Regions from separate parts of the Homo sapiens genome. Here region 2 is linked to region 1. A link is an interaction called in ENCODE POLR2A ChIA-PET data of the cell type or tissue named here. Cell type or tissue: A673. All regions are shown on one strand. Each heading gives the region's core, and the rest is flanking DNA. Links, peaks and the distances in the headings are about the cores only.

Evidence for each region. ChIA-PET counts read pairs that join two places held together with the same protein. Peaks named below come from ENCODE experiments on the same cell type or tissue, not always from the same donor. Only the 100,000 strongest peaks of a DNase experiment are listed, where the experiment ranks them.
Region 2: POLR2A ChIA-PET joins it to region 1 with 8 read pairs; 2 of 35 experiments call an interaction of 5 or more read pairs at or near these places.

The regions. Positions count from the first base shown.
Region 1 is chr7:68,303,335-68,310,714 of GRCh38, reverse strand. The region is part of intron 1 of LOC105375341 (a long non-coding RNA gene); the gene reads left to right. Among named protein-coding and RNA genes, the nearest start is that of LINC01372, 970 kb to the right of the region's middle. In A673, for the core only: no CTCF peak of the experiment used is centred there; no DNase peak of the experiment used is centred there.
Region 2 is chr7:67,234,978-67,241,137 of GRCh38, reverse strand. It overlaps TYW1 (tRNA-yW synthesizing protein 1 homolog), which reads right to left. Exons shown (of 16, transcript NM_018264.4): 16 at 1,624-2,830. The coding sequence ends at 2,609. LOC124901665 (a long non-coding RNA gene) reads left to right here and starts at 4,186. Exons shown (of 3, transcript XR_007060372.1): 1 at 4,186-4,904. RefSeq lists a silencer at 1-196 and an enhancer at 1-421. In A673, for the core only: no CTCF peak of the experiment used is centred there; a DNase peak (open chromatin) is centred at 3,437.

The DNA.
Region 1 (7,380 bases), core at 908-5,907:
TGATACTCTAATGCATAAGAGATGGCTGGGCAACATAAAAGGCTAAAAACACCAACCAATACTCATATTATTATAAGTGGTTTGAATAAGGTTTCAGTAGCTGATGATGCTGAAACCAACAATTCATGACCTGTGAATTGTGAGTTTCCACAGTCTGCTTAAAAAATACAACTGAGACTCACTCTGTAAGTGAAGGAGAGTGATTGAAGAAACGAAAAAAGATTTGACTTCAGGCTACCATGCTATTTCCAAATGTCAGCTGATGAGTAATGAGTTACTAAGTGATTGTTTTAGAAAGAAAAGAAGGTATACACTTTTTCCTCCTCCATTACATTTATATAAGTAGAAATATTCTAAGAGTTTGCTGAAATTGGAGCACCAGTAACAATATTTGCCTTTTGATTTTGTAGGGCAGAAAGCTGAGCCAGCCAGCCATTTTGGAAATGGAGGCTTGGGATTGGATTAAGTGGTCTTGTGGTCATGTGAAAACTTTGTTCTGTCACCACTGTCCCTTTAAACTTACTTTCGGGGGAATTTTGGCCTTGTGTGAGCATTTTTATCTCTGGCAAGCTCCCTTCCTCTCTTAGATAATAGAGATTATCTCCCGGGATTACAAGGACAGCTTCTCCACAACGAATCCTGATATCATTTGGCACTTGGAGCTCGACAGCTTGGAAATCTGGGCCACATCCGAGTGACAAAGGCAAGCTTCTTGGTGTTACCTGGGGCCTTCCCAACTAGCAATTCCTGTGGTTCTGGAGAGATCCCTCTTGCCTAGGAGACAATTCCCTGGAATTTGATATTTATAGGAAATGGCAACCTGGTTTTGTTTAGTCAGACTATTCAGGTCTAGGAAAAAGCAGATCTCCTTATCGGGCACCATGAAGACATGAGAAGCAAGCTGACCAAAAAGACAAATTGTACACTGGTGCCTTGGAGTCAGATCAATATTCAATTCCTGAACAACTGGCGGAGTGACTTAACCGAGAACCTCAGTTTCCCTTGTGAGGAAGCAAGGACTCTTCACAGAAATTCTATTTCTTCTTCCAGGAGCTTAACAGAATGCCATTTCCCTTATCCCATCCCCTTTGATATTAGGCATGGCCAGATGACATGCTAGGCCAAAGAAATGGAGGTGCAACAGACACGTGTCACTTCTGGCTGTGAGCTGAGAGACAGCTTGTTATTCACCTGCTCTCTCTGTCTCTCTCTCTCTGCATCCCTGATACTAGCAAGAGTGGCTGCTCCATTTCCTGGGTCTTAGGGTCAGGAAACCTGGGAGCTAAGCTATCAGCTGATCAACAGTTAGAGATGTGGTGTGAGTAAGAATCTGTTGTTGTAAGTTGCTAAGATTGGAGGGTTGTTCGTTACCATAGCACAAGTTAGCCTGTCCTGATACAAGAATCAGTTAGTTTTCAAGGAGATAGAGGAAAATTAAAGGACATAAAGGAGTGAAGCGTGTGCCATCTCAAAACATACCAGATTAGGATCTTGATTATTTCAAGTTGAAAACATTAGAGAAATTGTAGTTTCAGAAAGGGCTGGCTGGCCTGTCTCTTCCTACATGTAGCAAGTGTGAAAGATTTCTCACACCAGGTGAGAAAATAGCTCTATCACCAGAGACTTGGGATGGAAAGCTTCAAAGGACCTGAATAAACGTACTTAATTATGTAACCCATGTTGCCTCCATCTCTACTAAAAACACACACAAAAATTAGACAGTTGTGGTGGCACGTGCCTGTGGTCTCAGCTACTCTGGAGGCTGAGGCATGAGAATCGCTTGAACCTGGCGGGCAGAGGTTGCAGTGAGCTGAGATCACACCACTGCACTCCAGCCTGGGCGACAGAGCAAGATTCAGTCTTAAAAAAAAAAAATGTAACCCTTATCTTCAACCTCTTTTTCACTCCCCTATACATCTCCTAGTAACTCCTCCAGAAAATGTACTGCCCCCAGCCAGATTTTCTTTTGTCTTGCCATTTCTTCTCAATTTTATTATTCTTTGTCTAAATAGTACAAAAGCATCTTGCTTTCGCCACTTCTTTGGTCTTCACTCTCTTGTGAAGATCCCCATGTACGCATAAAACTAAGAAAATTTATATAGTTTGCTCTTGTTAATCTGCCTGATGTCAGTTTGGTTTCTAGATCCAACTATAAAGCCCACCGGCTAAGAGCTAAATGTGTGTTGGAGGGGATCTCTGACTCCTCTACAGAAGCAGAGCGGCAAAGCCTCTTGCATGGTGTTTGGCTTATAGAAGGTGATTTATTTATTCAATCTTTAGGATCCTACTATGTACCAGATGCTTGGGACACATTGGGACATAAAACAAAAAGTGATCTCTGCTCTCTCTCTCTTTTTTTTTTTTTTTTTACTATCTAGAGTTGATAGACACTGCTATTGTTGTATGTTGATAACAGACTCTACTTGCATAAATGCTGGAGTAGGGAGTTCTGTGCAGTCATAGAGGAAGACCCAAGAAGGCCTTGAAATGCATCATGGCAGCCACATTCATTCTTAAACACAAAAACCACACTGGAATTGTGTACAAGGCAATGTCCTCATGAAAGACCATCATATGGGCCAGGCGTGGTGGCTCACGCCTGTAATCCCAGCACTTTGGGAGGCTGAGGCGGGCAGATCATGAGGTCAGGAGATCGAGACCATCCTGGCTAACACAGTGAAACCCCATCTCTACTAAAAAATACAAAAAATTAGCCGGGCGTGGTGGTGGGCGCCTGTAGTTCTAGCTACTTGGGAGGCTGAGGCAGAGAATGGTGTGAACCCAGGATGTGGAGCTTGCAGTGAGCAGAGATGGTGCCACTGCACTCCAGCCTGGGTGACAGAGTGAGACTCTGCCTCAGAAAAAAAAAAGAAAAGAAAAAAGAAAAAAAGAAAGAGCATCTTATATACACAATTGGGGTAAATTTTGTCAATATTGTCTTTTGCAGAAGAATATTGATAATAGCTGCTATTTATTTTGCACTTGCGATGCTCCAAGATTTGTGCTAATGTTTTCTATGCATTATCTCGTTTAATAGGATCCTTACAAGAGTAAAATTGATATCGTTATAACGATTTTATACATGAGGGAATTAAGGTTTAGAAACTAACTTACTTACCCAGGGGAACAGAACCGAAAAGTGGCAGAGTGTGAGTTCGAATCCCCATCTGATACAAAAATAAAAATATACAGGATACAGGCATATAATACAATCTCAACTGGAAATACAATAGTACACTACTATTGTTTTCCATATAGATACGCTTAAAAAAAATAGGCTTGAAGTTCAACAACTGGCTCTTGGGCAAAAAGTGTATCACACACAGGTTGCATTAGTTTGGCTGGATATATTTTTGTTGTGGTGGTTGTTTTTGGAAGCTTCATAATCAGTCTTGGCAAAATGATCTGTGTGCAAAAACAGAGAATTATTCCAGATGCTGTGTTTGTGAACCTTAAGGAAAAAACTCAGCCCTGGTAAAATTCCCATAAGGCTAGCTGCTTAGGGCGACAACAGGGAAGCTGAATCTGTAAGGTTCGGGGATAATTCAATAAGGCTGTCATTGCTCTCCCATTCCACCTCCAACCCAAGGGTGCCAGGAATGCCCCTGTCCAAGAGCTGGGAGGAGGGTGGATGCCGAGAAATGATCCTGATGCTATTTGGCTCATGGATGACTCAGAGAAGGTGCTGTCAGAGCCTGATTGCCAATGTCATCCTCACTAGGTGATTTCATCCTGGGAGAAAGACAGCCACCAGCAGGGTTCTAGAAACATGATTTTCTTTCCTCATTTGACTGACAGGAACGAGGTGACAGAAACAGTGGGCTTTCACATAAAATGATGCCTCTCCCTTCATGTTATTCCTGCAGCAGAGCTGCAAGCATGACATTCACAGTAACTCATCCTGTCCAAAACAGAGCTCATTATCTCTCCCTCCTCGGTCTTCCCTCTCTTGGATAATAGCACCACCATATACTGAGTCACCCCAGCTGGAGAGCTAATAAGTAGGCAAGAAGGAGTAGAAAGGCCTGAGGATATGGAATTAGAAAAGCAGGATGTAATTGACATCTTTACAATAGAGAGAGAGTCTTGGGGAAATTAACCAAACCTCTCCGAGTTCCAGCTTCCTCTCACCTGGGAATTATCGATATTATGATAATAATCCGGATGTATAAGATTTTCCCTGTCCAGCATCAAGTCGGGATTTCTTTTTTTTTTTCCTTAGTCCAGTGATTTCTTTAACTGCAGTGGCTTATCTTGCATTACCAGGTCTGAGCTCTATGACTCCGATTTTCCCATCATTGTCTATGAGTGCTTCAGAGGCATAGGCTTGTAGCTCCGACTTTCCCACTCACCCAAGTCTGTCAATCATTCCACTGTAGCTGTGCAAACTTCCGCTTTTTGAGGGGACAAGGGAGGATCATCAGCTTTATTTATGTTTATGTTATTTTTAATTTTTAATTTTTGTGAGAACATAGTAGGTGTATATGTGTATGGGGTACATGAGATGTTTTGATAGAGGCATGCAATGTGAAATAAGTGCATCATGGAGAATAGGGTATCCATCCCTCAAGCACTTATCCTTTGAGTTACAATCAAACTACCCTCTTTAAGTTATTTTAAAATGTAAAATTAAGGGACTATAAATTAGTTCAGCCATTGTGGAAGACAGTGTGGCAATTCCTTAGAAACTTAAAGACAGAAATATAATTTGACCCAACAATCCCATTACTGGGTACATACCCAGAGGAATATAAATCTTTCTATTGTAGAGGCACACGCATGCATATGTTCACTGCAGCACTATTCACAATAGCAAAGGCATGGAATCAACATAAATGTCCATTAATGATAGACTGGATAAAAACAATGTGGCACATACATGCTACGGAATACTATGCAGCCATAAAAAAGGACAAGCTTATGTCCTTTGTAGGGACATGGATGGAGCTGGAGGCTATTATCCTTAGCAAACTAACGCAGGAATGGAAAACTAAATACTGTATATTCTCACTTACAAGTAGGAGCTAAATGGTAAGAACACATGGACACATAGGGGGAAACTACACATCCTGGGGCCTTTCAGAGGGTGGAGGGTGGGAGGAGGAAGAGGATCAGGAGAAATAACTAATGGGTACTAGGCTTAATACCTGGGCGATGAAATGATATGTATAACAAACCCCCACAACACAGGTTTATCTAGGTAACAAACCTACACTTGTACCCCTGAACTTAAAAATAAAAGTTCAAATGAATAAATTAATTAATTAATAAAAATAAAAATAAACTAATAAAAAAAGTAAAATTAAGTTACTGTTCACTATAGTCACCCTGTTGTGCTCTCACATAACAATTCTTAGTCTTTCTATTTTTGTACCGATCAAGCTTCCATTTTTAATAAAATGTATTGATTTTATGATTATAGAAGGAATATACATTTTTGTTAAAAATGAAAATATAGGCTGGGTGCAGTGGCTCATGCCTGTAATCCCAGCACTTCAGGAGGCCAAGGCGGGAAGATCACTTGAGGCCAAGAGTTAGAGACAAGCCTGGCCATCATAGTGAAACTCCATCTCTACTAAAAATACAAAAATTAGCCAGGCTTGGTGGCGAGCACCTGTAGTTCCAGCTACTCGGGAGGCTGAGGCAGAAGAATCACTTGAACCCTGGAAGCAGTGGTTGTAGTGAGCTAAGATCATGCCACTGCACTCCAGCCTGGGTTACAGAGTGAGAACCTGTCTCAAAAAAAAAAAAAAAAAAAAAAAGAAAATATAGAAAAGTCCAACAAGCCAACCAAAAAGAATAAAAGCATCATATAACACATGCTGCAGAGACAGCCACAGATGTCATATTGTTAGACTCATTTTCTGTGTCTGCTTAAGAACACTAAAAAATGAACATCTCTGTGACAAGTGCATCCTCATTATAGGAAGAAGTCCATCCCCGAGGCAGGGTGAGTCACAGGGACTGGAACACGAGGGCTCCTGCTGCCTTGGAAGAGTCAGGGTCTGCTCACATGGGCATCAAGAGTCCTAAGCAGGGGGAATAACTTCTGGCCTGAATCACAGCCCCTGGCCCTCCTACCACAGGAGGATGCTTCCATAAATTGTATTCAGAAAAAAAAAAAAAAGCTCATTTCAGTCAAAGACAAACTGTAATATAAAAGAGACCAAGATAGAAGCTATAAAAGAAAACAGGAGGAAAGGGACAGAGGGAAATGGCAAATGAGAAATGCATGGAGAAAAATAGGGTCTTTGGCAAGAGGACCAGTATCACCAGGCTTTCATTCAGTAAAGAAAAGCTTAAAGAGGCATTTATGAAACTAGAGCTCAAGCAGAAATAGCAGCATGCAGAGAAGATATGGCAAGACAACAGAGATGAAATGTTAGCTGGAAGAAAGTAGTGAACAAGCAGGAAGAAGAAGAGAAAGATAAAGCTACTGAGAAACATAAGCTGTGTTAAAGGAAGGACAAAGAAGAATTAGCATAGCTGAAAGCACAGGAATTATTATGAAGAAAAGAGTTGAGAACAGCAAGCAAAATAGCTGGGTACAGCGGCTCACGCCTGTAATCCTGGCACTTTGGGAGGCCAAGGTGTGTGGATCACTTTGAGACCAGCCTGGGCCATATGGTAAGATCCTGTCTCTACAAAAAAATTAGCCAGGTGTGGTGGTGCGTGCCTGTAGTCCCAACTACTCGGGAGGCTGAGGTGGGAGGATCACCTAAGCCTGGGGAGGTTGAGACTGCAGTGACCTATGATTGTACCACTGCACTTCAGCCTGGGTGACAGAGTGAGACCCTGTCTCAAACAAACAAACAAACCAACAAACACCTATACACCTATTTCATATATGTATATAGAGAGTACCTATATAATCTATATCTATGTATCATGTATCTGTCTATCTATCTATGCGGAGAATAAAGTAAAAAAAAAAGTTCCAACATGTCATAATTGTTGTCCCCAAGAAAAAGATTAAAATAACAAAACAAAAATATATATTTTAAGATTTACTGTAAGAAAATTTTCCATAAAAAGTTTAAATCTATGTAACAGAAACAGCAAACCATGGCTCTCAGGAAAGCTGACATGCAACTATCAGCACCAAAATATTTCCTAAGAAATAGTAAACATGGCTGGGCATGATGGCTCATGCCTGTAATCCTAGTACTTTGGGAGGCTGAGATGGGAGGATGGCATGAGGCCAGGAGTTTGAGAGCAGCCTGGACAACATAGTGAGACCTTGTCTCTACAAAAGTAAAAATTAAAAAAATATTAGCCAGGTGTGGTGGTGCATATCTGTAGTCCCAGCTACTCAGGAGGCTGAGACAGAAGGATCACCTGAGCCCAGAATCTCAAGGCTGCAGTGAGCTGTGATTGTGT
Region 2 (6,160 bases), core at 1,161-6,160, 1.1 Mb after region 1:
ACCATGTCGGTCAGGCTGGTCTTGAACTCCTGACCTCAGGTAATCCGCCTGCCTGGGCCTCCCAAAGTGCTGGGATTACAGGCGTGAGCCATGGTGCCGGGCGTTGGGACTGAGCTCTTAACTCAGGGAGTCTTTGTTAATTCATTAGCATCAGAATTGAACTGAACAGTAGGATGCCCGGCTGGTGTCAGAGAATTGATTGGTATAGCAAAAAGCCCCACAAATTTGGTGTCAGAAGTGAAGGATTGAGTGGTGTGAGTACAGAGAGAAAAACGATTGGTCTTTCCTGTATTCACTGATCCATGTAACAATACAGAAAAGTATTTTGATTGATTCTACCATTTAGAAATAAGTATGGTGGGGGTGGGTGCAGTGGCTCCCGGCTGTAATCCCAGCACTTTGGGAGGCCGAGGCAGGCGGATCACAAGGTCAGGAGTTCAAGACCAGCCTGGCCAATATGGTGAAACCCCGGCTCTACTAAAAATACAAAAATTAGCCAGGCATGGTGGTGGGTACCTGTAGTCCCAGCTACTCGGGAGGCTGAGGCAGGAGAATCGCTTGAACTTAGGAGGTGGAGCTTGCAGTGAGCTGCGATCACGCCACTGCACTCCAGCCTGGGCAACAGAGCAAGACTCCATCTCAAAAAAAAAAAAAAAAAGAAAAAAAAGGAAAGAGAAATAATAAGTATGGTGGCCAGGTGTGGTGGCTCATGCCTGTAATCCTAGCTACTATGGGAGGTTGAGGCAGGAGGATCTCTCAAGTTCAGGAGTTCAAGACCAGCCTGGGCAACATAGTGAGACCCTGTGTCTACAAAAAACATCAAAAAAATTTAGCTGAGCTTGGTGGTGTACGCCTGCAGTCCCAGCTACGCAGGAGGCTGAGGTGGGAGGACTGCTTGGGCCCAGGAGATTTGAGGCTGCAGTGAGCCGTGATTGTGCTACTGCACTCCGGCTTCAGCAACAGAGCAAGACCCTGTTGCCAAAAAAAAAAAAAAAAAAAAAAAAGAAAAGTGTCCAGTTTTCAACTGGGTAGGTAGATTATATATCTATGAATTTTAATTCAGCATAGAATAGAGGATAGAGTTACAAAAGGTGGGTCTAACAGGGTTTAGAACTGCAGGACTGGCCGGGCGTGGTGGCTCATGCCTGTAATCCTAGCACTTTGGGAAGCTGAGGCAGGAGGATCACCTGAGGTCAGGAGTTCAAGACCAGCCTGGCCAACATGGTGAAATCCCATCTCTACTAAAAATGCAAAAATTAATTAGCCAGGCATGGTGGTGCATGCCTGTAATCCCAGCTATTCGGGAGGCTGAGGCAGGAGAATCAATTGAACCCGGGAGGCAGAAGTGACAGTGAGCCAAGATTACACCACTGCACTCCAGTCTGGGTGACAGTAAGACTCTGTCTCAAAATAAATAAATAAATAAAAATAAAAAATAACTAAAAGAGTATAATTGGATTGGTTTTAGCACAAAGGATAAATGCTCGTGGGGATGGAGACCCCATTCTCCATGATGTGATTATTACGCATGCATGCTTGTATGAAAACATCCCATGTACCCCATATATACACCTAATATGTAGCCACAATAATTAGAAAATTTTAAAAAACTCATGCTGCAAGTCTTTACAAAAGATTATTTTATTAATTCAATTTTTGCATAAAAGACTGTTAAAAGAACTTGCTAACTTGAAAACAATTTTGAGTATTTATGATCTTTCCAACTTGAAAACACCTGAACCTTATAGAACAGATTGTGTAAAGCAGCCAGGGCCACAGGAGTGAAAGAAGATGGAGACCCGCCGTCTGGTCATGATATGAGAGGCCTGGACAGTGACCTCACGAACAAAAAGAAATGATCCTCTTCAGTCCAAAGTGTGTTTGTGAGACTAATGACTCCATGCCCTCACATGGCCACTCCTCTTACAGCAGACAGCTTCACTCCGCTCCAGCCCCGGTACTGCGGTCTGTGGTAATTTACATGGGAATGGGATGAGATCTAGTAGTTTTAGATCCAACGCAATTCTGGGAAGGGTTGGTAATAAACCAAAACTCAATCTATGCAGTATTTAAAAAATAATTGAGAGTTGTGACAACTTCGATTCTTTTCAGGAGGTGCTGTCTTAAGATAGAAGAAAGGGATCAAGCTCTTATCTTAGAAAGCACAGACACGTTTAGCTCAGGGTAGTGCAATTCAATGCTAAGTGGCTGCTCCATGAAATCTAAGGGCCGGGTAAGGGGAAGAGGCCCAGGGACTTCTTCCTTGTCTGACACTCTCGGGACTAGCATTCTGGCAGGTCTTACAAGTTATAATACAAAACCATCAGATAAATTCTAATCACGACTGTGTAGTTCCTCCCCAAAATAATTTTCCTCTTAGAAGTAAAATCAGGAAAGGGGCTGAGTTCTGAAAAGAAACATCGGGGCTGTGGCCCAGGCCCTCTGAGTGTGGACGCTGTCCCCCGTGTCTCCATGTTTACTGCCTTATCGTCTCCTTTGTATGAAAGTATAATTTACGTAATTCGTCCTTGGAGAATCACAGTGGTGTTCAAGAACCTTTTGAGGCCATCCAAGTTTTTGTCCTTCAGTACCTTGAAATCAGATAATCTCAACATCCAGAAATAGCCTTTGATTTGTTCTTTCTCTGATGTCTTGTGTCCTTGGGATCAAAGCCTCTTTCACTGGCACCAAATAATGCCCAGTGAGGAGTTCTGGCCATATAATCCTTTGCGCTGAACGTTTTTGATCCACCACTATCTTCATATTCCTGGATGAGCTCCTGGAAGCGGTTATAATCGATCCATGTCCACCATTCACCACCAATTTTAAACTGGAAAGAAAAAAATGTGTCAAGTCAGAAGTAAAAACATCCCTAGAAAAAAAAAATGAATGTTTTTAAAATCATGAACAAGTCTGATCTTTTCTCCCTATCACGTCAAGAAAACAAAAACAAAAACAAACACAAAAAAACCTCTTCCATGTTCCAGACATGACTTCCTATCAAACCAAGATGCGCTACAATCACAGGAGAGCTTCCTTTCCCTTGGGCCTGCAGTTTTGCTGGGCCCGGAAGACAAGTCAAGTTTATCTCAAGCAGTCCCGCTGACACAGGGTTAAATGTTTCCATGTTACCATGTGACTAATTCAAACTCATTCTAATTCCTGCTGTTGCTGCTTTTGATCGGTTACAAATTTTCAAGGCTGTGTTAACAGCACCTCGTGGAATCCTTTTTAGACTCAACTTGGCTTGAGTTATTAGTGAAGGTTTCATCAATAACTTCTAATTCAAACATGCTAACTAAATGACTCAAACTAGCTTTTCTGGCCTAACGTGGATACAATATCTCATTAGTGGAAAGCCTGAAAAATTTCAATTCAGTAAGAGGGGATAATCCAATTTGTACTCTCTTAAGAAAATTGCTTCTCAAAAGTCACGGTGGAATAATGACCTGGAATGAAGAAAACAGAAAGAAAGTTGAAGAGGCTCAGAAGGAAATACTAATTGAACTGTGAAGGCTTTTAATTCAAAGCTATTGTTTGGCATTCATTTCTGTAAATGTATTAACTAATATGCTGATACCTGACTCATAAACAGACAAGTACTTGTCATGCCACTGTCTTTTTTTTTTTTTTTTTTTGAGACAGAGTCTCACTCTGTAGCCCAGGCTGGAGTGTAGTGGCCTGATCTCGGCTCACTGCAAGCTCTGCCTCCTGCGTTCATGCCATTCTCCTGCCTCAGCCTCCCGAGTAGCTGGGACTACTGGCTCCTGCCAGCACACCTGGCTAATTTTTTGTATTTTTAGTAGAGACGGGGTTTCACCGTGTTAGCCAGGATGGTCTCGATCTCCTAACCTCGTGATCCACCGGCCTTGGCCTCCCAAAGTGCTGGGATTACAGGCGTGAGCCACCACGCCCGGCCCATGCCACTGTCTTTTAAAAAACTTCGACTAATGGCCAGGCACGGTGGCTCACGCCTGTCATCCCAGCGCTTTCAAAGGCCGAGGCAGGTGGATCGCCTGAGGTCAGGCGTTCAAGACTAGCTTGGCCAACATGGTAAAACCCTATCTCTACTAAAAATACAAAAATTAGCCAGGCGTGGTGGTGTGTGCATGTAATCCCAGCTACTCGGGAGGCTGAGGCAGGAGAATCGCTTGAACCTGGGAGGTGGAGGTTGCAGTGAGCTGAGACAGTGCCACTGCACTCTAGCCTCAGTGACGTGAGTGAAATTCCATCTCAAAAATAAAAATAAGAAAACTCCAATGAACTAAATGAACTAAGGAACAATTTCCTGTTCTAGCCACAAAAAAAAGAAAGAAAATACATAGGTTCCTGAATTTAGAATATTAAAATATGCTGAATTTAAATGACATCTGATTTTTTACCCACTAGCTAAGAGCTTTCTAGGGGGAAAATGCTGAATATGTGGAAAAGTTTAATTACTCTATGAATTAGAAGAAATTTTCTTGTAATAAGACCATTCATGGAAATGGTGCCTCAAGGGCCCTGTGAACTCTACAACCCAAGATGTAAAATTTATATCTCACCATCATTTTCTCTCCCAAGACAGACTGTCCCTGAAGTGTTGTCTACTGTTGTGGAGGCAATCACTGTCATTCCCAGGCACTGAGCCTCGAAACTGCAGAGTCAAAGGTGACCTCCTTTTCCCTGGCCGCTCACACCACCTCCATCGATTCTCCCTGGGCAGCACTTCTGCTGCCAGTGGCGTGACTTGGTCACGCAGGCCCTTCCTCTGGGCCACAGCCACTGTCTTCCAGCCAATTGACCTTCTGATTCCAGCTGTGGCTTCTCTCAACTTCCCACAGACGGCCTGAGACTGTGCCGACAGCAGAATTGATTCCTATGATCCTGAATGTAAAGTCTGAGTATCAAATCTGCATCTCTTGGTGAGCTGTGGTCCTCTCACGTGACGCCCAAGCTGTTCCCTCTGTCTAACTCACATGTCCTTCATCCTTTGCTCTGGGAAGTCTTCCTAAATCCTGTTAGTTCGGTTGCAGTGAGAGAGTTCCCATGTTAGACAATTTCTGTCAGTTTCCTGGCCACAGGACCTCACTGTCTTGAACTTCCGCAGACACTATAATGGTCCCTGCAGTTTCCTCCTGCATTCCACCCCACCAAGCCTGCTGGCTCTGTGAATATAGGAACTTAACAACATATGCCATCACCCAGGACATGCGAGGGCCCAGTCTTTCTTCCTCACCTCTTTTTCTTTTTTTTTTTTTTTTTGAGACAGAGTCTCGCTCTGTCTCCCAGGCTGGAGTGCAGTGGTGCTATCTCGGCTCACTGCAAGCTCCGCCTCCCGGGTTCTCGCCATTCTCCTGCCTCAGCCTCCCAAGTAGCTGGGACTACTGGCACCTGCCACCACACCTGGCTAATTTTTTTTTGTATTTTCAGTAGACACAGTGTTTTACCGAGTTAGCCAGGATGGTCTCGATCTCCTGACCTTGTGATCCGCCCATCTCGGCCTCCCAAAGTGCTGGGATAACAGGCGTGAGCCACTGCACCCAGCCCTTCCTCACCTCTTAACAAATCTAGAAGACCATACAAAGAATCAAAATTCCACCCGTTCTACTGACATCTTGAGACATGATGGGATTTTGCTGCTACTGGCTCCATGGAATAAAAGGGACTGCTTCACTGTGTATTCATGACAGAGGCATGACACTCACCCTTGACTGAGCCTGGGGTGACTGACATGACATTAACATGTAATTCAACATGCATGACAGTCAAATGAGGCCAAAAATCATGATCCATCCATCAACATGGGCCAATTGGGACAACTATGGACTTGGCCCAGTTACATACATTTAGAAAATAATTATAATACAACATAGCATGTATAGCAGGTGAGGTTATGTACAAGGCACTTGGGGAGTACAGGGACAGGTGTGATAAATCACACAAGCTTGGCCCTGTAGAGGAGTCTCTTTGGGGATCCCAGTGTTGCTTGCTGAAAGACAAGAGATGACCATACTCTCTTCTTCCCTATTTGTGTCCCTTTGGTGTTTTGATTTCTAGATCTGAAGTCTGACCCCTCTGGTTCATAATCCTGATGCTCCTTCACCCTCAAACTCTAACATGATCATTTACCATGGGTGTTCTAAGAGAGAGTAAAGGATTAGTTTGAGCAATACAATGG